Linked DNA regions of Homo sapiens: region 2 is linked to region 1. Evidence: read pairs that join two places in POLR2A ChIA-PET (ENCODE). Cell type or tissue: PC-3. All regions are shown on one strand. Links, peaks and the distances in the headings refer to the core of each region. The heading gives the core; the rest is flanking DNA.

Region 1 (5,383 bases), core at 67-5,066:
TCTTTATTCAGCTTTCAAAATTGGACTCAGACTATGTCTGGGTAGATACACAAGAAACTAGTGACAATGATTGGGTGGCTGGGGCACAGGAGTGGGAAGAAGACTTCCTTTTTCCACCTATTTGTACATTCTGCATTTTGTAACACAAATCTGAATTCACTATTCAAAAAAGTAAATACTACGTAAATTTTTTGTTAAAAAAGCTCAGGAATCAGGTCCTTTAGAAAGTTGTTTTCCCCTCCTCATCCTCCTCTGTAGTTTTGTACTCCCTTCTTTGTGCTACCTCTGGGCCTACTGTGTGCTCCTGTGATTAGAATAATTACATTGCATTGCAATTTGTATGTTAAGTTGTCCATCTCCCCAGATTGTGAGCTACCTGAGGGAAAGGGCTGCATCTTACTTTTTATTGTTTCCCCAGAATTTAACATAGTGCTCTATAAATGTTGATTGAATGAATGGAGAAACAAGTGAAGAGAAGAATAAAGTAGAGGATGCCCCACATTATAAAACAAAGCTCCCATGCCAGTTATCTTTCCCAATATCCATCAATCTGTCCTTTTGCCACGTGTTGAGCTTGAAAGTAATACTTTACATTTATACTTTTTTTTTTTTCTGAGACAGGGTCTCACTCTGTCACCCAGGCTGGAGTGCAATGGCACAATTATGGCTCACTTCAGCCTCGATCTCCTGGGCTCTAGATCCTCCTACCTCAGCCTTCCAAGTAGCTGGGACTATAGTCACATGCCACCACGCCATGCTAATATTTGTAATCTGTTGTAAAGATGAGGTTTCACCATGTTGCCCAGGCTGGTCTTGAACTCCTGGGATTAAGCAATCCACCTGCCTCGGCCTCCCAAAGTGCTGGGATTGCAGGCGTGAGCCACTGCACCCGGCCTTACATTTATTCTTAAGTACTATCCATCAATTATCTTGTCAATTTGGGCTCAGCATCATGTAAGACTGCCCAGATCATTTCAAAGTCCCTCTTATTTTTGTGTTATGTGTAGATTTGATATGTATTTGTATATCCTATTTTGAATCACTTGATCAGAATATTGATACAATACCTATTGCTTATTGAACACCTACAGTGTGTCAAACACTGTGCTGGGTGTTTTTACATATGACATTGTCACAGTATTTGTTGCAAGATAGGTATTTTGCTCTCCAGTTTACAGATGAGAAGATTGAAATCAGTATTGTTAAGTGCCCTGCCTAGGGTCATATTGCTAGTAAATGGTGAAGTTGAGATTTGAACCAAGGTCTTTTGACTTCAAAATTCATGCTTGAGTCATAACACTACATTGATTCAAAGGGGCATCTCCACTGCTTCACTACTGGGTGCCTAGCTCAAGGCAGCCCATTGTCTTTGGACTGCTCTGACCATTTTAAAAGCTCTTGTTTGTAGTGAGCCAAGTTATAAATGAGCCAAACAAGACATGGCCAATAACAGAGCCTTTGGCTCTCTGCTAGAACCTTCCTTCCAGTCTGACACCAAACCATGTGTTCGCTTCTTTGGCTATAGTTGTTCAACTAGTTATAGGCTCATCTCAACAAATGCCTGAAGCATCCAGCTTATATTTTGCCATCTCATCTACAAGGAAATTATGGCAAACTTTGTCCAATGCCTGGATGAAATGAAATCCACTATAGCTATCACATTCTCTGGTAGCTTATCTAGTAACCAGATCAAAAAAAAAAAAAAAGGAAATGAAGTCTAGGAGGGATATTTGTTTTTTAACGGGGCAATTTGTCAATGACTTAAAGTAATGAGTTTCCAGTGGTATACTTTCAGACATCCTTGACAGGCTGTCAGGAAGATGATTTTTGGCCAGTGGGCTTCCTACTTCTCTTCAAATGACATCTAAATAGGGACTCCCATTTTCATTGCTTTGAATTGCACAGCACTGTTGTTTACATCTGGTTTTATTTAATCTTCCATTTCAGTTTTCTGGGCTTTTATTTTTTCTTTGTGTTCTGCCCTTGCACATGTTCCCTCTGCCTGGTTCATTCCCTAAACTCCTACACCCCCCAGCCCTGCAACACACACATATACATACCTTCCTTGTCCTTTGAGAATCAGTGCATGCAGTCCCTTCTCCAGAAGCCTTCTCTGTTGTCCCCAGGCTGAGGTAACTGCTTCTCCTCTTGGGTGTTGTAGTGGCAAGTGAGCACAGTGCCTGTCACAAAGTAGATCCCCAATAAATGTTAACTCCCTTCTCCCCTTCCTCCATGAATATCTCTAAAATAGTATTGATTACACCATATTGTATTTTCATGTTTACTTGTTTGCCTTCATCACTCAATTATGAGCTCATTCATTCATCCAGTCATTAACAAATATTTATTGTGTGTCTAAGGTGTACAAGGCATTGTTCATGTAGGTACTGGGGACACAGTGATTTCTGAAAATTGTATTTTCACTGTGTCTTTTCATTGTTGTACTTATAGCACCTGTCATAGTGTCTGGCAAGTAGAGTGCTTATTAAATGTTTGTTAAGGGAATGCACTTCCTTAGCAGAGTTTCTCAAAGTGTAATCTTTGGACCATTTGCATCTGGATCATTGAGGGGTGTAGGTTAAAATGTTAATTCTTGGGTCCCTCTCCAAACCTACTGAATCAGAATATCTTAAGAGTGGGCTGCAAGAATCTGTATTTTAATCTCGTTTTGCGGTGTTTCTATCATGCTAAAATTTGGGAACCTCTGCGAAACAGAATAGAAATAGGGAGACCCAGTGCCTCCCTATATATGCCTCCCTATAATAACATTGAAAAGTGTAGCTAAAACCGACTAAATCGTGTTTAATGCCTCCGAATGCTGCAGTAAATTTTAGTAAAAGAGAAAAAGGAATTAATTAAAATTGTCTAGAAAGGTTAATTACTATTTACCTTTTGAACAAGTGGAATTATTGCCAATAAAATCTAATCTTAATTTAGGTCAAATTTATGATACCAGAGAGTTTTCATTTCTAAAGTGCTACTTGTATATTTGATGGTATATAGGGACCCATTGTGTAACCCAACAATACAATATATTGATTCCATGTTATAGACTTGAATTGCAAATTAAGAAAGAGTATGTCCAAACTGTACTTGTGCTTTAACATTGATTATATATGTGATTTATCTGATGCTTAGTCCTTAATCAGAATTGTTAGTGCTCATTCTCTGTGCAAATTTGATCCATTTAACTGTTTTATGCCATATTTTCCAAGAACATGCTGTTATTAAAAGTGCTCTTTGGTAATAGATCAGGCATATAAGATCTAAGTCTCAACCAAAGACAGCACAACTTCCCTTTCAGGAAGACTTGACAAATTGGATTTTATGACCATGTTTTGGGGATTGGAGCTGTCTATTTTTAGTGTGCCTTGACATGATCCTTATGGTCAGGAGCTGAAGTGTTCTTGTATCTGAACACAAATATGTTAAATATTCACAGGTTTATACTTCTGTTTCCCTCCTTTTGACTTCCCTCTTTTTTTCAACTCAACTTAGGTTTTCAGTGGTGGTGTCACTGCTGCCAAGCTGGACCGAAAACGGCCATCGGCATGCTGCCCAACCAGCACCATGTCCAAAGACCTGAAAATTCTATGTAAAGACCCTGCTTTGGAGCTGAGCTGCTACCGGGACCATCAGTTCAGTGGCCGTAAATTTCAGCAGGAAAAATTACTGAAGGAAAGCTCCACATTGAATATGGGGAATCTTTCCTTTTATACAACCGAAGAGAAAATACATGAACTCTTTAGTAGATCTGATATCAGGAATATCTTTATGGGCCTGGATAAAATAAAGAAAACAGCATGTGGTTTTTGCTTTGTAGAATGCCATAACAGAGCTGATGCTGAAAATGCCATGCGGTTTCTAACTGGGACCTGCCTAGATGAATGGATTATCTGCACTGATTGGGATGTCGGTTTTAGAGAGGGTCAACAGTATGGTCGCGGTAAATCTGGGGGTCAGGTAAGGGATGAGTTTCGTGAAGATTTTCATTCTGGTAGAGGAGGCTTTGGAAGACAGACTCAGATCTAGAACAATCCATAGAGAAAAAGTTTTAACTCTAACCCCTTGAAAAGTGTGTTATAGACCAACCTCAAGTCTGCAAATAGCCAATTCCAAGTTTAAATTACCTTACTTGTTGATGTATTTTTTTCTCTGAAAATTTGTTAAATAGCAGAAACAAAAAAAATCCATTTGTTTTTGTCTGAATTTTGAAGATGCTTTTCAGATTACCAGTTTGACTGTTAGGTGGTCCAAAGTGAAGTGTTCTTCGGGAACAAATTAGGTATGTAAGATCAGAGTCAACCAAAGCACAACTTCCCTTTTAAGAAGATTTCTGTTGGATTCTATGGCCATGTTCCTGCAGCCCAAAATTATAATTTTTTTTAGAGCTTGCATAAAATACAGTCAAATAAGTGGAAATTTTAAAAAGTTATCAAGAGAAACACAAGCACTATTATTTGAAACCATAGAAAAGTCTGGAAGAATTTGTAATAAAAACAAAAATCCTCCTGCCCCACCTCTTCCTATCCTACGCCTATTCCCTGGACGATAACGCTTAATTATTTTTATTAGTTTTTGGTTTGTTTGTTTCTTGGTAGTTTCCTCCATATCTCCAAATAACATGACTACTTACTTTCTTTTTAAACGCTACGTACTGACTTCCTACTTTCAGAGATGAGGATTTAGCTCACTTACACCCCCATTTGCACTTCTCTACTCTCCATCCTCTCAATATAGTTCACAACACTTTACAGAGGGTTCCTGAGTTACAATGGCTTGGCTTACAATGTTTGGACTTTACAATGGTATAAAAGTGATGTGCATTCAGTAGAAACCATGCTTCAGGTACCCATACAACTATTTCGTTTTTGACTTTCAGTATAGTATTCAACAAATTGCATGAGATACTTAACACTTTATTATAAAATAGGCTTTGGGTTAGATGATTTTGCCCAAGTGTAGGCTAATGTAAAATGTTTAAGATAGGTTGTGCTATGCTATATTTGAGAGGTTAGATGTATTAAATGCATTTTCAACTTAATATATACAATAAGCTTATTAGGATGTAACCCCATCATAAGTCAATGAGCATCTGTACTTACTTTCTTTACTGTTACATAGCATAACTTAGGTTATACTGCAGTAATAAAAAATCGAAAAATTTTAGTGCTTAAAATTACTAAGTTCTGTTCCTCCCACTACATTCCCATTGCTGATTACATGGTGCCGGGGTCTGCTCCATGCCATGATTGTCCTCCTTCTGGGGCCTAGGCTAATAGTATACCCACTATCTGGAATGATGATGACAGAGGGAAAAACAGAGTGACAAATCATGTCCTGGCTCCTCAAGCTTCCACCCAGAAATGATATCCGTCACTTT
Region 2 (5,383 bases), core at 270-5,269, 140 kb before region 1:
TATATTTTTAGTAGAGACAGGGTTTCACCATGTTGGTCAGGCTGGTCTTGAACTCCTGACCTCAGGTGATCTGCCCGCCTCAGCCTCCCAAAGTGCTGGGATTACAGGTGTGAGCCACTGGTGCCCGGCTGGGCATTTACTTTCATCCCTGCTAAATAAGAACTATTTTGAGAAGGTAAATGTGCAAAATTTAAGGATGAATTATTATGCATTCCAAAATTTTAAGTTTCCTTCTTTCTTTCCTTTTTTTTCTCTTTCTTTCTTTCCCTTTAGCTCTCTCTTTCTTCATTTCTTTCTTTTCTTTCCTTCCTTCTCTTTCTCTCTCTGTCTGTCTGTCTGTCTTTCTTTCTGTCTTTCATCTTTCTCTTGCTCTGTCACCCAGGCTGGAGTGCAGTGGCTCGATCTTGGCTCACTGCAACCTCCACCTCCTGGATTCAAGTGATTCTCCTGCCTCAGCCTCGAGAGGGATTACAGGTTATCTGGGATTACAGGTGTGCACCATCACACCTAGCTAATTTTTGTATTTTTAGTAGAGACAGGGTTTTGCCATGTTGCTCAGTCTGGTCTCAAACTCCTGGCCTCAAGTGATCCGCCCACCTTGGCCTCACAGAGTGCTCGGATTACAGGCATGAGCCACCATGGCGGCCTTAAGTGAGTGAGTTTCTTGGCCCATCATCAAATAAGGGTGCTCTTTTACTTTGGGAAGCTACATGGCTACAGAGCTTCATGAAGAGTGCTTCCTTATTTGTGAAGCCCAGGTCTACTTTTGTTTATTTTGTTTTTGCTTTTGTTGGATATCGGGATATCTATTTTACAGCTAGCTCTTTGATAAAAGTGATTCAGGAGGGACTAAAGTATACTATGAAATGTGCGCCTCTAACCCTCTAGACCTCTTTAATCTCAGATTTTTGCTCTGGGAGAAGCTGATGTGAAGCACCAATGCCTTCACTTGCTCATCATGCTATTTCCTAAAGTATTGGATCAGTGGGTCAGGTCTCATTGTTACAGAATATTTTGACATTAAGATCTCTCTTGTGGGCCCCTTTGGGTAATTCATTTCCTAGGATGAGGTTTTGAGATTATTCAAAAAAGGCCCAGTCCCCAACTTTGATCCCTTTCAAAGCAGTTGTTTTTTGTTTTTGTTGTTTTTGTTTTTTGAGACAGAGCATCGCTCTGTTGCTCAGGCTGGAGTGCAGTGGCACGATCTCGGCTTACTGCAACCTCCGCCTCCCGGATTCATGTGATTTTCCTGCCTCAGCCTCCCAAGTAGCTGGCTAATTTTTGTATTTTTAGTAGAGATGGTGTTTTACCATGTTGTCCAGGCTGGTCTCGGACTCTCGACCTCAGGTGATCCACCCGCCTCAGCCTCCCAAAGTGCTGGGATTACAGGCATGAGCCACGGTGCCTAGCCTCAAAGCAGTTCTTGACTGTGGGGAATAGTAGCAGGAGCAGACCTGCCAGGGCATGAGGAGGAGGCAGCACCAAAGCTAAGTGGAGTTGCAGCGAGCACAGTTGACAAGAAACTCTAGTTGTGATAGCTACATGATTGCCCTTGAACACCTGTCTGAAGAATGGAGGTACAGACTAAAGCAGGGGTAGGAGGCTGGCTCTGTTTCCTGACCTAATGTAATGGCTGCTTTTCACACACAGAATGTGTTTACTCAACATCTCTATGAGTGGTGGTCCCCAGGGCAGTAATGCAAAGCTTCCTCCCCTCAGCCTCACTTCAAGTTTTTTGTAAGGTAGGTGCCTCCAATAACCAGATTCCCTTTAAGAGGCCTCTTTGTTCTCCCCCACAACTGAGAACTAGTAAGGATGAGATGGCAGGAGGGCATGGCAATAGGAAAATGATGCTTTTCTGGGATTTCAGGCTTTTTATGATTTTAATGCCTTCAGGTTGTTAAGGGCTACATGCGATTAGTATACAAGTTAACACTTTCAGCAGAAAACACTTGGTATCCAAATCTGGAAAGAAGACCAGGACTAGCAGCCCCAACTTAGATGAAAAAAATCTTTTATAGAGGCACCAACTTACAGAGTTGCTGAGCTTCTTCTCTGGTCCTGAGAATGCAGGGAGGTGAGGGGGTATGACATAGAATGGATGCTGCTGTTTGAAACAAGTGGCTTCTGTCTTGGCAGTGGTGGTTTAAAAAGCAAGAGTGCTACAGCCAGAGATTCCCCCTCTGCTTTGCCTCCACTGTGTTTGGAGACTTGTTTTTCTCTTGCAGATTTTTTTTTTTTTTTTTTTTTTTTTACCACTCTGAGACTCCTTGTTTAAGAATAAAGCAAATTGTGCTCCAAATTATGGCAGATAAAGCTTGATACTCTGTAAAATCTTGGCTCGAGCATTTCTTTTTGTGTTTATAACATTTACTTGACTCTTTACAACTCTTCAACTGCTATTTGTTGCTATAAAGTTTTAAAGTTTGGGTTTAAGACAGAGTCTCACTTTAGCCCAGGCTGGAGTGCAGTGGTGCAACCTCGGCTCGCTGCAACCTCCGCCTCCCAGGTTCAAGTGATTCTCGTGCCTCAGCCTTCTAAGAAGCTGGGATTACAGGTGCCCGCCGCCACACCTGGCTAATTTTTGTATTTTTAGTAGAGATGGGGATTCACCATGTTGGTCAGGCTCGTCTTGAACTCCTGACCTCAAGTGATCCACCTGCCTCAGCCTCCCAAAGTGCTGGGATTACAGGCGTGAGCCACCGTGCCCGTCCTATAAAGTTATTTTTTAAAATAAGTGTTCAGTTCTAGGAGCCAGGAAATAAATAAATAAAATAGTGTGTGGGTGCGGTGGCTCACACCTGTAATCCCAGCACTTTGGGAGGCTGAGGCAGGAATGAGCCTGAGACTCAGAAACCTGCCCATGTGGGTGTGGCTCCTCCTTCCCTAGTCCTCACTGCTCATGGGCTACTGTATGCCCACTCCTTGGTCTACTGTCCCCCCACCCCGTGCCCTAAGGAAAACCAGAGACTCTCCACTGACAGTCAGACTTCTCTCCCCATCCTTCCCCTTTCCTGAGCTTTTCTTCCCCAATATATTCATTCCTCCAATAGCTCAGCTGCCAACTATAAAAAATAAGGGGAAGCTCATTTTGAAGCAAAAATAGCTGAAACTGTACAGGGTGACAATAGGCCTTATTCCCTCAGCCCCATTGTGTTTTTTGTTGTTGTTTTCTGACTGGCTCAAGATTTTATCTTCTTAGCCAAGTCCCCACCCCTCCCCCCTCTGGCGTGTCCACTAACTGCTGCGGCTGGGTTCTTGTTGCTTCACCCATAGAGTTGCCATGAGCTCACTCATGGTGTGGCTCTGATTCAGGGTTTGAATATAAAACAAAACAGGCCAGCCAGGTCTGACCAATCCATTCCTCCTGGGTAATATGCTGAGCAGAGATTTTCCCGCTTGTAAGCAGCCTGGAGCCACACAGCCCAATTTTAGTCATCGCCCTCAAAGTTCTTGGGGTAGAGCCTCTAATGATAACAATGGGCGGGGACTTTGTGGTGTGGGAGGGGCTGCAGTGAGGCAGAGAAGGAGCACGGTGACGGGCGGGCTTCCCTGGCTAAAGCCTCATCCCAGCTTTCCCTAGGACTGGCTGCACAGCTGCCTCCTGGCTGAGGACACCCCCTCCCCCTCCACGCGCACACACTCGCTTCCTTTCCTGCCGCCGCCACCTGGTTCACAGGGCCTGTCACTGCTGTCCATCTGCCACTAGGGGGCGCCTAGCAGAGAGGATGGAGGGAAGGGGCACCCAGGGCAACAGGACTGGGGGCTCCAGCAGTGGAAGGAGTGGCAGCAGTGGAAGGAGTGGCACCTGTCGGTCCTCCTGGCCCCCTCTTCCCCTGTATGTCCTCCGCAACCACGGGACAACACCGTGCCCAGTCCACACTCATTCAGCAGACAGGAATGTGTGCACGCCCTAAGGGCATAGCTCAGTGCATTTTCACACACCAAGCACTGTGCTAGACGCTAGGAATGCAGAAGCGGCCTAACGTGGTCCTTGACGCTGAGATGCACTTGATGTAGAGGAAGAAACAGATAGGGAAATGGGTAATTACAATGTGGTGTGATAAGTACTATGATGAGGGAAGAACAAAATGCTATGGGAGTGTGGGGGTTGCGGGGGGGCACCCAAGCCAGCCTTGGGAGTCAGGAAAGACTTCCTGGAGAAAAATACTTTGACTTTTGAAGTAGTTGACTGGAAGTTGGCCAAAGAGCGAGTGAAGAGAAGGGTGTTTCAGGCAGGCAGAATAGCACGTTTACCTGGACACCCCAAAGGAAGTGGCGTGTGTGTGTGTGTGGGTGTGTGTGTGTGTGGGGGGGGGGTGTGTGTGTGTGTATTTTCGGGTAGGATGAAGAGCTGTGATGAGGGGTGGGCTGGTGAGACTAGATCATAAGGGACTGTATAAGGAGAGTGTACATATGTCTATTGTCCCTGCATACTTATTACCAGCAACCCCCTTCACTCTCAAAAGGGTCCTGATTTTGGTAGTAAATTATACAGGAACCCTAATTGTAAGACACACTAGGGAGTTTGAATTTTATCCTAGGAGTGAAGAGGAGCCATTGAGCATTTTAAACAGGGCATCAACAGGATGAGATTTTGATTTTAAAATAGACTGGCAGTAATGTGAAGAATGGGTTGGGAAGGGGCAAATGTAGAGGAAGGAGTTTGGTTAGGAAGCTGTGCGTTGCCCAAGTGGGAGAGGAAGGTGGCTGAGGTGAGAAAAGTGCTGGTGGGACAGAAGAACAATTTACAATATATTTTGGAGGAAAATTCAACAGAAGTTGGTGATATTTCAATGTAGGGATTGGAAGAGAGGGAGGAGTCAAGGACAACTTACATTTTTCTGGCCTGAGTGACTGATGGATGCTGGTACTGAGCAGCACAGGAGATGAGGCTGAAGTTTAGGAACTGCTAAGTTTAAGGTGCCTGAGGGACCTCACCAGGAGGACTGAACAGGCAGCCATTGTAGCTAGTAGAGGTTTTGATCATCAATACATTTTTGCCCAAATGCCATCTTCAGATAGTCAAGAAGCTGAAGCAACGGGGCTGTAAACTAGGCCAGCCTTAAATATCCTGGGTGTTTGTCTTAAGAGGACAAGGACACAGTGGGAGAGGTTATGGAATGGAAGGAAAGCTAGGGAACAGTGAAGAAATTAAGTGTATTAAATGCAGAAGATATAAATTTGGGTTATGAGATATCTAAAGGAGAAAAATAGAAGCCAACAAAGAAGGCTCTAGTGCCTGTAATCCCAGCTACTTGGGAGGCTAAGATGGAAGGATTGCTTGAGCCCAGGAGTTCAAATCTAGCCTGGGCAACACAATGAGACCATGTCTCCTTCTTTAAAAAAAGACTCTAAACTTTAGAGTCTAAAGGAAAAAAAA

The links. Peaks named below come from ENCODE experiments on the same cell type or tissue, not always from the same donor. Only the 100,000 strongest peaks of a DNase experiment are listed, where the experiment ranks them.
Region 2: POLR2A ChIA-PET joins it to region 1 with 6 read pairs; 6 of 35 experiments call an interaction of 5 or more read pairs at or near these places.

Annotation. Positions count from the first base shown.
Region 1 is chrX:107,790,651-107,796,033 of GRCh38, forward strand. It overlaps NCBP2L (nuclear cap binding protein subunit 2 like), which reads left to right. Exons shown (of 2, transcript NM_001348372.2): 2 at 3,499-5,179. The coding sequence starts at 3,571. The coding sequence ends at 4,032. Among named protein-coding and RNA genes, the nearest start is that of NCBP2L, 16 kb to the left of the region's middle. In PC-3, for the core only: no CTCF peak of the experiment used is centred there; no DNase peak of the experiment used is centred there; H3K27me3 peaks cover 1,894 bases.
Region 2 is chrX:107,651,612-107,656,994 of GRCh38, forward strand. No RefSeq gene overlaps it. Among named protein-coding and RNA genes, the nearest start is that of PRPS1, 26 kb to the left of the region's middle. RefSeq lists an enhancer at 3,508-3,802. In PC-3, for the core only: a CTCF peak has its summit at 3,718 (motif pointing right); DNase peaks (open chromatin) are centred at 3,380 and 3,910; H3K4me3 peaks cover 1,361 bases; H3K27ac peaks cover 1,673 bases.